Regions from separate parts of the Homo sapiens genome. Here region 1 is linked to region 2. The links are chromatin loops, found by intact Hi-C in ENCODE. Cell type or tissue: heart left ventricle. All regions are shown on one strand. Links, peaks and the distances in the headings refer to the core of each region. The heading gives the core; the rest is flanking DNA. Region 1 overlaps CECR2 (CECR2 histone acetyl-lysine reader). Region 2 overlaps CECR2 (CECR2 histone acetyl-lysine reader).

The links. Peaks named below come from ENCODE experiments on the same cell type or tissue, not always from the same donor. Only the 100,000 strongest peaks of a DNase experiment are listed, where the experiment ranks them.
Region 1: a loop joins it to region 2, with 2.7 times the contacts of the local background. A loop is called at or near these places in 10 of 110 quality-filtered maps.

What each region holds. Positions count from the first base shown.
Region 1 is chr22:17,374,199-17,382,528 of GRCh38, reverse strand. All of the region lies in intron 1 of CECR2 (CECR2 histone acetyl-lysine reader), which reads right to left. Among named protein-coding and RNA genes, the nearest start is that of CECR2, 8.9 kb to the right of the region's middle. RefSeq lists enhancers at 1,371-1,931, 2,534-2,703, 2,700-3,377, 5,156-6,103, 6,104-7,054. In heart left ventricle, for the core only: no CTCF peak of the experiment used is centred there; a DNase peak (open chromatin) is centred at 3,098; H3K27ac peaks cover 554 bases.
Region 2 is chr22:17,473,630-17,481,959 of GRCh38, reverse strand. CECR2 (CECR2 histone acetyl-lysine reader) reads right to left here. Exons shown (of 19, transcript NM_001290047.2): 2 at 4,278-4,372. Among named protein-coding and RNA genes, the nearest start is that of SLC25A18, 86 kb to the left of the region's middle. RefSeq lists an enhancer at 5,739-6,292. In heart left ventricle, for the core only: no CTCF peak of the experiment used is centred there; a DNase peak (open chromatin) is centred at 4,459; H3K4me3 peaks cover 1,128 bases; H3K27ac peaks cover 348 bases.

The sequences.
Region 1 (8,330 bases), core at 66-8,065, 99 kb after region 2:
TATATGCCCTGTGAAACCAAAAATTTCATGTGACTCACTTTACTGCAATATTCACCTTATGGCAATAGTCTGGAACTGACCCCAAAATATCTCTGAGGTGTGCCTGTAGCTAAAACTAGTCTTTCTTCTTCCAGTCTGTTCTATTCCAGCTACCAAAACCAGATTTAACCTAAAACACTTAGTATACAGGACTTCTTACTCTAAAACTTGGTTTCTCCACTGCCTGAAGAAAAATGATCACCAGTGAGGCCAGTCTTCAAGGCTTGTTGCAATGTTGCCTCTATGATCTCTCTCTCTCAACCTCTTTTTCTATTAGTCTCTATGAGGAAGGGGCTCTCTGGCCGGGCACAGTGGCTCACGCCTGTAATCCCAGCACTTTGGGAGGCCAAGGCGGGCGGATCACAAGGTCAGGAGATCAAGACCATCCTGGCTAACACGGCGAAACCTCGTCCCTACTAAAAAAAAAAAAAAAAATTAGCAGGGCGTGGTGGCAGGCGCCTGTAGTCCCAGCTACTAGGGAGACTGAGGCAGGAGAATGGGGTGAACCCAGGAGGCGGAGCTCGCAGTGAGCCAAGATTGTGCCACTGCACTCCAGCCTGGGTGACAGAGTGAGACTCCGTCTCAAAAAAAACAAAAAAAAAAAATGTGGGGGCTCTCTGACCTAGCTAACTACACTGACTTACTCAGCATGACCCCCAGAAGCATGATGCTTCCTCCAGGAAGCGTTTCACTCGCCATCTCTGCCTTCCTCTGAACTCTTACAGCAATTATATTCCCTATCGCTCACTGGGCAAACAACATAGGTTTCACAATACCACTGCTGCCCTGCCCCTTTTCGACAGACAAATTCCCCCAGGGCAGCAGCACAACAGGGACTCTGCCACATACCTCTGCAACCTCAGTATTAATAATGATGACAATAACACAGGGAAGGCTGATTGGGTTTTGAGATTTTCCCTTTTTTAAAAACATTTCACTTTAACCTTAAAAATGTGCATGTTACAGAAATCCAAGCGGAGTCAGGGGTAAGGAAGATGGGTTCCATTGCTGAAAGCGATGAAAATCCAGGGTTATGCACTCACTCCAGCAGCACTTGCACTAAAACTGGCCTATGCAAGATGACACGCAGAGTCGTGAAGTGTTCCGTGTTAAAAAAAAAGTCTAGAGTTACGTGTCACAAGCATCCTCAACCAAGCATCCCCCTCCCAATCTTCAACATTCCTGTAAGGAGGGCTGGGGGGCTGCTTTAACACCACAAAGGAAAATGGGGGGAAAGTCTTTCAGAACCAATGTGAAAAGCATCAGTACATTCGTGTGGATACTAACCCAAATCAATGCCAGTGTAAGAGTGGAAAATAATCCAAAATTAAATTCCTTTATTATGACAACAGGTGAAATTTTTTCTTTAAAGCACCTTCCCCCCCGCCCACCCCCGTGTACAACAATGTTCCCTGAACAAAGAACTCCAGGCCTCTGCTATAAAAATTGTCCCCACACCTAAAAGAATTCACAAACAACCTTTCAGGAAGACAGAGAGACATAATGGGGAATGGAGAAGAGAAAGGATTTGCTAAAGAAGTAGATCTGTTAATTTAACACATTTTCTGTCAAGCAAATCAACTGTCCTCAGTGCCATTGTTGCTGAGACAATGAACACTCAGGGTAGGGCTGTTCATTAAAAGGAACCGGCCAGGAGAAGAAAACACTCTTGCAGTCAACAAGACTGCTGAACAGCATTTTTCAATTCTAAGAACTTATCCATTCTCAGGAATTATTAATTGGGTGTGATTTAAAGTTCAACATTGAAAACGTGAAGCAGTGAGCTTAATTGTGGCCCCACGGCTTCCTCTATTTTCATCACTTACTTTTGGAGGTGATGGGTGGGGAGGAGCAAGGGAGGGTACACACAGTCTGTTCTGACAGCCACTCACACATTCAATTCAGGTGGCCACATGCCTCAGTGACACAATGCCAAGTCACACGTCACTCCAGCAAACCCACCCTAGGGAAAAAGTAGACCTGATTTAGCTCATAAAGAGTCTGGGCTGTAGAACCAAAGCTAAAAGCTGACCATTCCAGTGTGAAACTTATACGCATATGACATCATTTAAACCGGCCAATGTCTTTTGTAAAGGCCACATGAGGTCAGGGACTTTAAAAAGGAGAATGAAATACTATCTTCTATATATTTTTGCATAAACCATATTACAGTTTAAATGAGTGTATGGCTAACGAAGTACAAAAAAGAACACATGAGAGAATTATTCAGAGGGGTCATCTGCCCTCTAAAGAGGAGAAAACTGCTTTTGGCTGTAGAACTGATTGACTTCACACCAACTTATTTACACAAATTCTCGGATTTAACACCTTGCTGCAAGCCAGAAATTCTACCCCTCCTCCACTGATGCCCAGAACAAACCCTAGGGCATGAGTAGAGCACAAGGGAGTAGAAGAGAAAACAAAAAAAAACAATGGTCAGACCTTAGTTCCCAGCCAAAGAGATAAAGAATAAAAAACAAGACACAGGGTCTCTGTGGGGATTGAATACCCCAAGATGGAAAAGAAGGACTTGGAGATGGACATTCAATGAAAAACATCTTCAAAAGCCACAGATAATGTGATCTCATTTCCTTGAAGTTCTATGGTATCTTTCTTCCAAGAAGCTCAAAGCCCTTCACAGTGCACTAGACTGCTTGAGTCACACTCACAATACCGTTTGCTCCCCAAACCAAAATAAAAATCTATTTGAATCCATAAAATATTTCACCATGCTTGCTGAGAGCAAAATTAAACATGAAAAATCATTAAAAAACATTTAGAGCAGCTTCAAGCTCATGTGGTCGCTGTGTTCTACACTGAAAATTCTGACGGAATAATGAACTTTACATATGCATATATCGCAAACACACACACACACACACACACACACACACACACACACACACACCTTCAACGTAGGTCCCACTGAACTTTTGACCTGGTCATGGATAACGCCCTCCCCAGTACACCACTGCTCAATGCTCAAGAGATCTGTCAAGAGCCTTGTGCCCTGACAGGCAATGGCAGCCGCTCCAGCCCCAGGCTGCAGCACAAACACCCCTCACCCCTCCTCCCTGCGGCACTAGGCAGCCAGGCCCTGCTTCAGGGAGGCCTTTTGTAGGGGAAGGCCTTTCTTTATCAGCCTCAGTTAGCTTCACAGTTCCCTCCCTACTAGCCCCAAACTCTCTTCTTTCCTTAAATGACGTTCTAGGAAAGAGAAAAAAATTAACAATGCCAGGCGCGGGGGGCTCAGGCCTGTAATCCCAGCACTTTGGGAGGCTGAGGTGGGCTGATCACTGGAGGTCAGGAGTTCGAAACCAGCCTGACCAAGATGGTGAAACCCTGTCTCTACTAAAAATACAAAAATTAGCCGGGTGTGGTGGCACACGCCTGTAATACCAGCTTCTTGAGAGGCTGAGGCAGGAGAATTGCTTGAACCTGGGAAGCAGACATTGCAGTGAGCCGAGATCGCACCACTGCACTCCAGCCTGGGTGGGCCACAAAAGCAAAACTCTGTCTCAAAGAAAGAAAAAAATTAACAAAACATCTGTTTCCCAGGTTTGTGACATGTACAATTGCTGATGACATTCACATCTGGGAGCAACTTTAACTTCCTTAAATTTCCATAAACAAAAATACTAAAGGTTTGCATTTAGGGGAAAAAATGCCCATCACAAGGAAAAACTCATCTATCTCACATAGGGTGTACCTTCTATACAATGACCAACACTGAAAAGTCATCTCTACCTCACACACTAAAGTAATGATTCTCAAAAGCAGGACAATTTCACCCCGCCGGACATATTTGGCAATGTCTGGAGACATTTATATTTGTCATGACTGGGGGTGCTATTGGCACCTGGAGCATAGAGGCCAACAATACTGCTAAACATCTTAAAACGAGGGCCAGGTGGGCCGGCTCACACCTGTAATCCCAACACTTTGGGAGGCCGAGGAGGGGGTCAGGAGATTGCGACCATCCTGGCTAACACGGTGAAACCCCGTCTCTACTAAAAATACAAAAAATTAGCCAGGCGTGGTGGTGGGCACCTGTAGTCCCAGCTACTCAGGAGGCTGAAGCAGGAGAATGGTGTGAACCCGGGAGGCAGAGGTTGCAGTGAGCCGAGATCGTGCCACTGCACTCCAGCCTGGACAACAGAGCAAAACTCCGTCTCCCAAAAACAAAAAAACAAAAAAACAAAAAAACAGCCCAGCGCGGTGGCTCACACCTGTAATCCCAGCACTTTGGGAGGCCAAGGCGGGCGGATCACAAGGTTAGGAGATCCAGACCATCCTGGCTAACACGGTGAAACCCCGTCTCTACTAAAAACACAAAAAATTAGCCGGGCGTGGTGGTGGGCACCTGTAGTCCCAGCTACTCAGGAGGCTGAGGCAGGAGAATGGCGTGAACCCGGGGGGCGGAGGTTGCAGTGAGCCAAGATAGCGCCACTGCACTCCAGCCTGGGCAACAGAGCAAGCCTCCGTCTCAAAAACAAAACAAAACAAAACAAAACGCATATAACATTCCTCATATAACAGCTTCCCACAACAGATTTTCAGATCAAACTATCAATAGTGCTGAGGCTGAGAAACCCAGAGGATTAAAGGAACACAATCTGGAGCTCACTCTTACTTTCCAATCATTCATTCCTTTCTCAATCCTAAGAGCTGCTGAAAAATGACTGTCCCCAAGTTTTCCAATATAAATTGACTGATATTTGTTAGAGGCTAATATAAAGATATAATAAAAGCATCCAAGGGATAGCATCCCATGAAATATGCAAATATGGAGGAAGGGTAGCAGCCATCTGAAAAGGTTATAATAGCAAATGAAAGGCAAACCACAAGCCAGAAGCTGTAAGTGGATCTTATTCAGAGTTCTAGCTATTGATGACATGAGATATAAGAAACAGACTAAGTGAAAGGAAGCCAAAGGCAGTGGCATGTGCCTGGAGTCCCAGCTACTGGGGAGGCTGAGGCAGGAGGATCACTTGAGCTCAGGGGTTCAAATCCAGCCTGGGTAACATAGTGAGATACTGTCTTTAAAAAAAAAAAAAAATGAAGTAAGAATCACATAATTCAATGCCTTCAGCCTCCAGAATTCCTCAAAATCTCAAAGCACAAAATCTTAGGTCACTTTAAGAACACTAGAGATAGTGAACATGTCAATCTTCAAGTCTCAAAAGCTACTTTCAAAGTAGCTTATTTGCAGACAAGATGCCAGAGAAAGAGAAAGAAAAAATTCCTATAATTTGCAAACACACCAAGTATGGATTTGCAGTTTTCACTTGGTACGTAATTAATTTGTAAGATGTGGATCCTAACCTTGACCCTAACTGGTGAGTCAGCAATTTTCTAGATTAGTTAAGAGTGTTATGCATGCTGAGAAACATTTCTAGAATCACAGAACTTTAGACATAGGAACACCTAGGAATCACTGAGTCTATAGATGGGGCACCTGAAACCCACAGTCATCTGCCTAAGAACACAACTTAAAGACAGGTGGGCCCACAATCCAGCTTTCTGATTGCTGCCTTTTGAAAATGTGTTTAGGGGCTGGGAGCGGTGGCTCATGCCTTTAATCCCAGTACTTTGGGAGGCCGAGGAGGGTGGATCACGAGGTCAGGAGTTTGAGACCAGCCTGGCCAACACAGCGAAACCCCATCTCTCCTAAAAATACAAAAATTAGCCAGGCAGATGGCACATGTCTGAAATCCCAGCTACTCGGGAGGCTGAGGCAGGAGAATCACCTGAACCCAGGAGGCAGAGGTTGCAGTGAGCTGAGATCACGCCACTGCACTCCAGCCTGGGCGACAAAGCAAGACTCCATCTCAAAAAAAAAAAACAAAAAAAAAGAAAATGTGTTTAGTCACATCAACTACATCTAAGACCATGTACTTAGAAGCTCCCCTTTGGCTCTGTCCACACACCACATTTTTACCTAAACCACCTTTGCACTGCAGTTTTCCGCACTCTGCCAAGCGCACTGCATTGTGCGAGCCCCAGCACACCATGGAATCCCACACTGAGCTCCCTTGATCAAAGGGGCAGATGATCGGTAGTACTGAATGCTGCCAAGGTGTATTTTAGGCTTTCCTAAGTGTATTCCAGAACATTAAGCAACTTAACTTCCGTTGCAAAGCGAGCCATGTGCTAACGCAGGCCGCCCTTCAGAGATGAGAAGGCGCTGCCCCTTCTAAACTGCAGAAGATCCCAACTGTGAAGCCTTTGAAGCTTCACATGGTGGGCACACACACACACACCAAAGCAGCAAGCCTTTCCTTTCAAAGCGTGGGTATAAATAGAAAGGGGACCTGGTATTCACTTTTAAAGAGTTACATTATGATAGCACATTCTCCCCTTTCAGGATCTTAGCCTGCACAGATCTGTCCTTCTGTAATTCACATCCTGTTCTTTGGCTTTCCTCCTTGGTGAGGGTGCAGATCCTGAATCTTTAGAAGGCATTTTATCCTCTAGTATGTTACATTAAATAGATTAGTGTGACAAAGGACTATTTTTTTTTTTTTTTAGATAAGAGTCTCCCTCTCGCTCTGTTGCCCAGGCTGGAGTGCAATGGCGCGATCTCAGCTCACCGCAACCTCCGTCTCCCGGCTCCAATGAATTCTCCTGCCTCAGCCTCCCAAGTAGCTGGGATTACAGGCATGCACCACCATACCTGGCTAATTTTTGTACTTTTAGTAGAGACGGGGTTTCATCATATTGGTCAGGCTGGTCCTGAACTCCTGACCTCATGATCCGCCCGCCTCGGCCTCCCAAAAGTGCTGGGATTACAGGCGTGAGCCACCAGCGACAAAGCACTATTTTAAAAATCACTTTAAATCACTCACCTCCTCAGGCAGGCCCTACTAATCACCCTGTTTTAAACAGCAACAATCTACACCTCACCATGGCCCTGTGCAAGCCTCCACCCCACTCTACTTGGGGCCTTTTGACATTATATACATTGTCTGTCTCATTGCACTAAAAAGCAAGCAGGTATTTCTCTATTATGTTCACAACCATATCGGCACCTAGTACACTGCCTAATGTAGTAGATGCTTAATAAACATTTGCTGGCTGGGTGTAGTGGCTCATGCCTGTAATCCCAGCACTTTGGGAGGCTGAGGCAGGTGGATCACCTGAGGTCGGGAGTTCGAGGCCAGCCTGACCAACATCGAGAAACCCCCGTCTGTACTAAAAACACAAAAATTAGCCAGGCATGGTGGTGCATGCCTGTAATCCCAGCTACTTGGGAGGCTGAGGCAGGAGAATCGCTTGAACCCAGGAGGTGGAGGTTGCAGTGAGCCGAGATCACACCACTGCACTCTAGCCTGGGCGACAGAGTGAGACTCTGACTCAAAAATATATATATATTTGCTGAAATAAATGAATGAATACTTGAATTTGTCCCTTTGCACTTAGTTCAGAAGTTTTTTAAAAAGATCTTCTGTACCCCACACTATTAAGAGCCAAAGAACTCTAGAGGTGCACTGTGGAATCTGGCCATTCCATATGGGTCTGGCCCGTCATTTTAAAGATAATAAGACCTGCAGAAGCAGTGCGATGTGGTAGAAACAGGCAGAATTTGGCCTCAAAGAACCTGAGATCCAGGTGAGAGTCCCTGTGCAAGCATTAGCCTCTGTAGACTTTCAACTTCCACATCTGTGAAATGAGAATACCCCTGCCTCATGGTGATGGTTAAGGCCGGCTAAGGAGAAAATGGGATAACATTTTGAAAATGTACCAAGTACTACGCAGTGTCATTTATCATCACGTTATTTTGACCTGCCCAAAATCACAGTCAGTTACAGCAGCACAATCAGAATACAAGTTTCCTAACTCCTAGTGCGGCACATCTTGTGTCACAAAAGTAGGCTTCTGAACCCCTAATTGGGGCCAACTTACTCTTTCAACTAGTTCAGGGCTTCTTAACCTCGTATGGGTTGGGGGCTGCTTCCAGAATGTGATGAGAGCAATAGGCCCTCTCCTCCAGCAAAGTGCACACACGTACACCAAAACAAAGTCTCCTACCCTGGTGCCAGGTTTAGGAACCACTGATATGATGGATGTACTTACAAGTTTCTTTTAGCTATTTCTATTACTTAATGTTTAACAATCCATGCATTCAGCACTTGATTAAGGGGCTGGATTCTTCAAGGATGCACCAAGGGTGGAATTCAAGAATCTGAATATTGCCCCTAGATCTCATGCTGATTAGGTAAGAGATCTTACCCACGTACAAACACAACCAGGAAGGAGACACAAGGAAGGCAAAGGATTAAGTACTCAAA
Region 2 (8,330 bases), core at 33-8,032:
TATCTTTAGTAGAGATGGGGTTTCACTGTGTTAGCCAGGATGGTCTTGATCTCCTGACCTGGTGATCCGCCCGCCTCGGCCTCCCAAAGTGCTAGGATTACAGGCGTGAGCCACCACGCCTGGCCTGTAAGTGCTAGGTCTTTATATGACTGGTAGCGCACTAGGTTTGTTTACACCAGCATCACCATAACCACATGAGTAATGCATGTGCAAGCATGTTACAAGGGCAATAATATCTCTAGGGGATAAAAATTTTTGTGTCTATCACAACCTCGTGTGACCACTGTCGTACATGAGGTCTGCCACTGAACAAAATGACAGTATGTGATGCATGCCTGTATTGACTATCTGGCCCTTTACAAAAAACATTTGCTGGCCCCTGTTCTAAAACATGCAAACCACAACGGAAAAGGATACAGACACTTGGTTGAGTCAAAATCTGTTTTCTGCTGAGCCTTTGGAGGAACTAGGCATAGTGTTTCATGATGATTACTCTCACTCATCATTTCGTTTAATCCTCATAATAACTTTACTGAATATTGTCACTAATTCCATTTTATAGATGAGGCGAATTATGCACAACTAAATGAAGTTACTTTTTTTTTTTTTTTTTTTTTGAGACAGAGTCTCGCTCTGTCACCCAGGCTGGAGTGCAATGACACGATCTTGGCTCACTGCAACCTCCACCTCCCGGGTTCACGCCATTCTCATGCCTCAGCCTCCCAAGTAGCTGGGACTACAGGCGCCCACCACCACGCCCGGCTAATTTTTTGTATTTTTAGTAGAGACGGGGTTTCACCGTGTTAGCCAGGATGGTCTTGATTTCCTGACCTCGTGATCTGCCCGCCTCCACCTCCCAAAGTGCTGGGATTACAGGCGTGAGGCACCGTGCCCGGCCTTTTTTTTTTTTAAAAAAAAAAGAGATGGAGTCTCACTCTTTCGCCCACGCTGGAGTGCAATGGTGCGATCTTGGCTCACTGCAACCTCCGCCTCCCGGGTTGAAGCAATTCTCCCATCTCAGCCTCCTGAGTAGCTGGGACTACAGGCGTGCACCACCACGCCTGGCTAATTTTTGTATTTTTAGTAGAGACCGGGTTTCATCACATTGGCCAGACTGCTCTTGAACTCCCGACCTCAAGTGATCTGCCCGTCTCGGCCTCCCAAAGTGCTGAGATTATAGGCATGAGCCACTGCGCCCGGCCGAAATTAAGTAACTTTTTAAGCTGCATAGAACAGTTTAGTCTTGGAGGCATAACAGGTAAACATTTACTTATCCAAATTTCTCTTTCTTTAGAATGAGATCAAAGTAGAACTTCAGACAAGAACGAGTGTACATTCACAGTAACCGCATGTGGAACCATCATTTTAGGCAATTCCCTTCAGGGAAAAAAGTAAAGTAGATTGTAGTGTTCTTTCTTGTCCAGGTTCTCTGTTACACAGGTGTGTTCAGTTTGTGAAAATTCATTGAGCTTTAGAATTAGGAAATGAGCACTTTTCTCTGTGTGTGTGTGTGTGTGTGTGTGTGTGTGTGTGTGTGTGTATTATACATGAGTAGTAAGTTTCAAGATGACTGCTGTCACTGGTACCTTGATCACAGACCTGTAAGCTAACTCGAGCTAAACACACCAGTAGTGGTTTGTCCAGGTTCCTGACCCACAGAAACTGTAAGATTACACTTTTTGTGGTTTTAAGTTGCTAAGTTTTAGGGTAATTTGTTACTTAACAATGGATAATACAGCTTGAAGCAGACATCAGTATTAACACTGAAAAAAGAGATAGATAATAATCCTAGAGAGTCAAAAGAATACTAACTCAAGAAAAAAATCAAGGCCAATAAACTCTGCAAATTAAAGACAGATACAGGGATACGGTATTCTATTATTTAATAAATACTTGTAGGGGCAAGGCACAGTGGCTCACACCTGTAATCCCAGCACTTTGAGAGGCCAAGGCAGCAGGATCGCTTGAGACCAGGAGTTCAAGACCAGCCAGGGAACACAGACCTTGTCTCTACAAAAAATTGTTAAAAATCAGCTGGGGATGGTGGCACAGTCCTGTCCTGAGCTACTCAGGAGGCTGAGGTGGGAAGACTGCTAGAGCCCAGGTTGAGGCTACAGTGAGACAGGATCCTGCCACTGCACTCCAGCCTGGGTGAAACAGCAAGACCCTGTCCCAAAAAAAAAAAAAAAAAAAAGAAAGACCACATTGTAGGGATGTCAATTTTGCCCACATTTCTTCATAGGTTTATTTGATTCTAGTTAGAATGATTAGATAAGGGGAGTTCTTAAAGAACAGGACATAACTTTGTAACCACTATCTGGAAGAACAAACAAGCAGAATTAGTTAAGATCAATTTTAAACAGAAGGACAAATTAGAGGATGAACTCAGCCACGGAGGAATATCCTATGAGAGAAAACAGCCCATATGTGAAGGCTCAGTTCACAAGTCACTTTCTTACCCCAGGTTGTATGCTCTGTTAATATGTTGTATTTTTATTTCTAAGCACTTACTGTTGTAATTACATAACTGGCAACTATATAATCATTACTGTAATGATTCATGGACCTCCCTGTCACAACTGTGAACTCTAAGAGATCTGGTGAGTGTTTGTGCTGCCAGTACCTACTAGTCTGTGTACAGAGGGCTCACAAGGATCATCCAAGCAGACACTCTCACGCACTGATCATTTAAGGCTAAAATACAACCACCTCTGTGACGGGAAACCTGGCAAAAGCCTTTAAGCCTTGCTTAAAATGAAGATCTTAAATGGGCATATCTTTTGACTGAGTGATGTACTTCCAGGAACCTGGTGAATTTTGTACAAAGCTATGCATTATATATGTTTATAACAGCTAAAAGCTAGACATAACTTGTCAGCTACCAGACTGGATTATTTGACAATGACATTTAGAAAATGTGGTTATAAGAAAACTGATTGCTATAATGAAAAAAAATTCCAGGTTATGAAAATGTGGAATTAAACACAAGGTACGAATACAACAGTGCTTAAAAATTACAAACTCCCAAGTCTACATCCTAAATAGAGAACGGAAGAAAATATTCTAAGGTATATTTTATGTTTATTTTTATTTACAAATACAACCTGGGTATTCTAGGGGGAAAAGTCATTATACTTAGTGCACGAGCAATAACTCTCCCCTAGAGAATGCAGACTTCCACCCTGAGAAAAACAGCATTTACATCTCCTTCTTACCTTGTCTACAACTTTATTGCACATTAACAACAAGCATCGTTTCCCAGCCCTAACAGACTGAATTCGTTAGAACAAAAATATCTGATACTTGGCCAGGCGCGGTGGCTCACGCCTGTAATCCCAGCACTTTGTGAGGTCGAGGCGGGCAGATCACGAGGTCGGGAGATCGAGACCATCCTGGCTAACACGGTGAAACCCCATTTCCACTAAAAATACAAAAAATTAGCCGGGCGTGGTGGCGAGTGCCTGTAGTCCCAGCTACTCGAGAGGCTGAGGCAGGAGAATGGCGTGAACCTGGGAGGTGAAGCTTGCAGTGAGCCGGGATTGCGCCACTGCACTCCAGCCTGGGCGACAGAGTGAGACTCCGTCTCAAAAAAAAAAAAAAAAAAAAATTTGATACCATTTTACCTATCTGAGAAAGGCAAACCATAACAACTCAAACCCCCTACATGGCATCAGAAGGCAAGAGACCAGGAAACCCATTGCATCTCACCTTTTTGTGAGTTTGCCCTGTAGTTCTGTCCTATATAGACACATAGCAAAGAAACGTGTATTAAGTAAAGATCAAAACAAGAGGTCCTATCAGGACTCTCCTTTATTTGTCTCCATACATCACATTTTGCTCAATGTCTCTACACATCTCTCTTTTTTTTTTATTACATCAGTGCTGCTGGCTATGTAAACAACAGAAGATACTCAAATGACAGAAAGGTAATAAAAACTAGTTTTGATTTCTTAGGCAATACTTTACCAATACTGCAAAATCAGAAAATGGCAAATATAAGAAGAAATTCTACACTAAAATATGTTAGCTGGGGTATCCAAGAGTAAGTGATATGGATTTGTGAGAATGAAATAAACTCAAAGATTATGATGGAATAAAAACCCAACTGCAGAATAAGCCAAACACAGCCTGGAAATTTACGTGTACGTCCTCCATCTACAGTGTCCCGTGATGCCTAATGATCGGTTCTGGTTTGTCACAGGAGACAGGAAACATCACTATGGTTGGTTAATTAGTTCTTGGCGCAAGAAATGCTTAGAAAGATCAGAATTACTCACGTGATATCTCTTCGTTGATAGCAGCCCTGAAGCAGGCAGGCAATCAGGTCACTGATAAACTCCACGTCATCTCTGTGAAGAGCGGCTTCTAACTCCTGAGGGAGGGAGAGAGGGAAGTTGAGAAATCAAACAGAGATTTCTTAAAATACACACCCCTTCCTACCGCCAGCACAAGCCCCAAGAACTGAATGGTCCCAGCAGCGGAAGGACTTGCCAGAGATCAGCTCTGCCCTTCCTTCTGGCTACTGTGAGAAGAGCAACCGGATTCCGCGTTTTCTTTTTCCCAGGGTTTTATTTCTCTCACTACTCCCTCCCCAACCCCATTCCTCTTACCGGCACATGAGAAGAAACACACATAACTCTTTTTGATAAATCAATGCTAGCTGCATAATTAAAGAGCTTAACTCTTTGATTATATATAATCGAGTATAAATACAAATGTGCTGTACTGCTATTTTAATCGCAAAAGAGAGGAAAGGAGTGCTCATGTAATTGTTTATGAAACATTTGTCATTTACTCAACCTTCTCAAGAGATAAACCATCTGCAACAGCTTTAAAGAACCACTGTATTTTGAATGGCATTTGTTAGTAAGTGATAATGACAATTTTTATTTTGGGATGCCACACCTACATGGCTGATGAAAGGTGATTGCGAGATCCAAGGCTAATCTTACATCATCTAAACAGAATGAGGTAACGTCTCTGTGAATGTCTTTGCTTTCCTTGGGGTTCAGCTTGCCTCGACACGGTATTCCAACAAGCAATTGTTTGGAAAGGGACCACTGGACAAAAAGTGGTGGTGGGGAACTTTAGGAGATCCTATTTCCCTTCCCAACACCCCCAAAATAAGCAGGTATTTTCTTAGATGACAGAATGTTTTCTAGGCCATCAAGTCTCCTACTAGAAAAGTTTGCCCACATTCTTTCAACCAGGATGCAATCTTCTGCATGCAAACCATTTCCCAAGAGTCTGCTCCCTATGGTTTGACTTGCTCATAACCAGATCAGTAATCCCCAGAAAAACCAAACTTCTGACAATCTTATTAACGGTTCTGAAAAGTACGAGATGTGCATAAGATGCAAGTTGTGATCTTAACAGCAATTACATGATAGCAGACACAAAACGGGGTGGGGTTTCCTTCTTATATAGAAATAATACGGCTCTGGCCAGGCATGGTGGCTCACTTGAGGTCAAGAGATTGAGACCAGTCTAGCCAACATGGTCATACCCTGTCTCTACTACAAATACAAAAATTAGCCAGGCATGGTGGCACGCACCTGTGATCCCAGCTACTAAGGCTGAGACACAAGAATCGCTTGAAACCAGGAGGCAGAGATTGCAGTGAAATGAGATCGTGCCAGCGTACTCCAGCCTGGGCGACAGAGTGAGACACTGTCTCAAACAAACAAAAAACACAAATCAATCAGTACTAGCAGGTACAGAAAACACGCTATGGGAGCTGAGAAGAAAAGGGTTACTTCTGCTGTGGAAGCCTGGGAGATTTCGTGAGATGGTAATTGTGACCGAGTGACAATGGAGAGAGGCAGGGCATGACCAGGTGCAGGAGGATATTAGGTTCAGTTTAACTATTCTTTAGATTATGTGAAGGGGAGTAATGTGAGCTGAGATTGACAGGCGATCCTGAATACCCAGCTAATGAGTTTGGCCTTTCTTCGGGAGACAATGGAGATCTACCTCAGTTTATTTCTATAGAGAGGCAAAGTGAGACTAATCTAGCTGCTGTGTATATACAAGGAATTCTAGTGGTAGAGGGTGGGAGGGGAGATGTTAGCCCAAGCAACAGCACAAGAGGAAGGTTCTAAAGGACTTACTAAATGAGAGAACGGAGAAATAGGAATTCAAGATCTGCCACAAGTAAAGGCCAGCCGAGGCGAGGGAAGACTTGAATGGCTCATGTTTTAAGCTGGGCACTGGGCAAGCCTCCCAGTGACTTACAACAGAAGCAAAATCTTCAAAGCCAAAACTCCCAGGCCAATCTCATTTGATAGGTAAGTCAGAATCAGCTAGAGCCGGAAATGAAACTACAGATCACGTATTTCCATTCTCTCAATTTAAAGATGTAGAAACTAGCCGGGTGTGGTGGTGCATGCCTACAGTCCCAGACACTTGGGAGGCTGAGGTAGGAGGATCACTGAGCCCAGGAGTTTGAGACCAGCCTGGGCCACACAGCAAGACCCTGTCTCTTTTAAGGGAGAAAAAACAACAACAGCAAGATAAACTAGGTCCAGAAAGGTTAACTGGCTTCTCCAAGGGCACTAAGCAAATCAGTGACAGAGCTGAGTGGAAACCCAGGTCACCGAGTACAGTGTTCTTCCCAAAACCAAGCTGCTCCCCCCGGCCAATGTTCTCCATTCTAGAAAGGCCTGATGGTTTCTACAATTACAGTGACCGCCCCAACCACTGTGTCTTTTCTCTAAGAGCCCTCACATGTACCATTCTCCCTAGGTGGAAATCCCGTCCCTCTGCTGAACTGTACTGCAGTTCTTTACGGGAGAAACTTTATCTGCAAAGTCTTCCCAGCCAAGCTCCCCCACGCTGCTCCCACCAGTGCTCACTGTCACTGTGGCGTCCATGCATCCCCAGGTTTCTACACGTCCTGTTCTGTTCCCTTCCCTGCCATCATAAACTAAGAGCACAATCGGATCGTGATTAAAGGTGCTACAGTCTGTACTAACTAATTTCTCCTAAGATTTTTTTAAGCATGGAAGTACCAAATTAAATAATAAAGGCAACACTGGAGGCTGAGATGGGAGGATTGCTTAAAGCCAGGAGTTCAAGACCAGCCTGAGGAACATAGCGAGACCCCATCTCTACAGAAATAAATAAATAACAAAGGCCACATTTGAGAAGATAAGCTAAGAACTGGGAGGGTGTTTTCAAGGAGGTGACTGCATAAAGTTTGCCGTATGGTTCATGTGGCATCTCCTTAGAGGATCACTTTTACTATGTGGTTTCCAAGAAATTTAATTACCTTTTTCTCCATCTCCGCCTTCGGCACACAGACATCCTCTTCTGGCTTCCGCCTTTATCATGGCCATTTTCACCAGCGCTGCCTAGGTTCTAGCTAGAATACTATCCTCCAAGGAGGCAAGACAAGTTTTCTACATTGTAGCAATAATGTCAGGAGTGCCTTTTCTTCTAACACAATAGAAAGTAGAATATCAGGGATGCTGGACTAGCTCTTCCAAGGAGAATCGAATAGGCTTAAATGGTCCCTCAAAGGACACACATAGGGAGAGGAACTCTGCGTCACTTATTAAATATTCCAACTCTTCTCCCTTACCTACCATATTCCCCATTTCACCATCCCTGGAATATAGTAACTAACTCATGAAGTCATTAAAAACAGGGTTCAACATGTAAAATTGCTTTTTAAATATAATTCTATGATATTATGTTTACTGTGTCAGAAGCCACCCAGAAAACCCACCCAAAAATTTGCAGGTCCAAGCTAACTTGTGAGGTGATGAAGACATTGCTGAACTTACCCCTGGAGCTCAGCAGAACTTAAAATGCAGAATCAGTAAAGATGAGAACCAAGAATAGGTGACGAACCCCTGGAGAGTAAAGCCTTTTCTCTTTCCCTTTAGTAACTATAAACCCCCCCCAGTTAGTACCAAATGGATAAACCAAGGCACAGTAAATACAAGCCCTGGTCTCACCATCCTGTGATGAAATACAGAGGAAGAATGTTCTATCAAAACAGCCAAGGAAAGAAACAGGAGAGCTATTTTTAATCCTGCAGAACAAAAGAAATGGCCAAACAGTTAAAATGCTGGCTGATCAGTTAAAATGTTTCCCCATTATTTTAATGGGTATGGTGTTTCAGATATGCGGCTGGCATTTGGAAGACGAAACAGTTTTGGATATCTCTTTGACAACAATGTGAATCTACTTAATATTACTGAACTGACCACTTTAAAATGTGTTTACTACAATAAATTATTTTTCACATTAAAAGTGTCTATTTTCAAGGGTTGTAATGATTAAATGAAGCAGTGGCACACAGTAAATGCCACATGAAAACATTT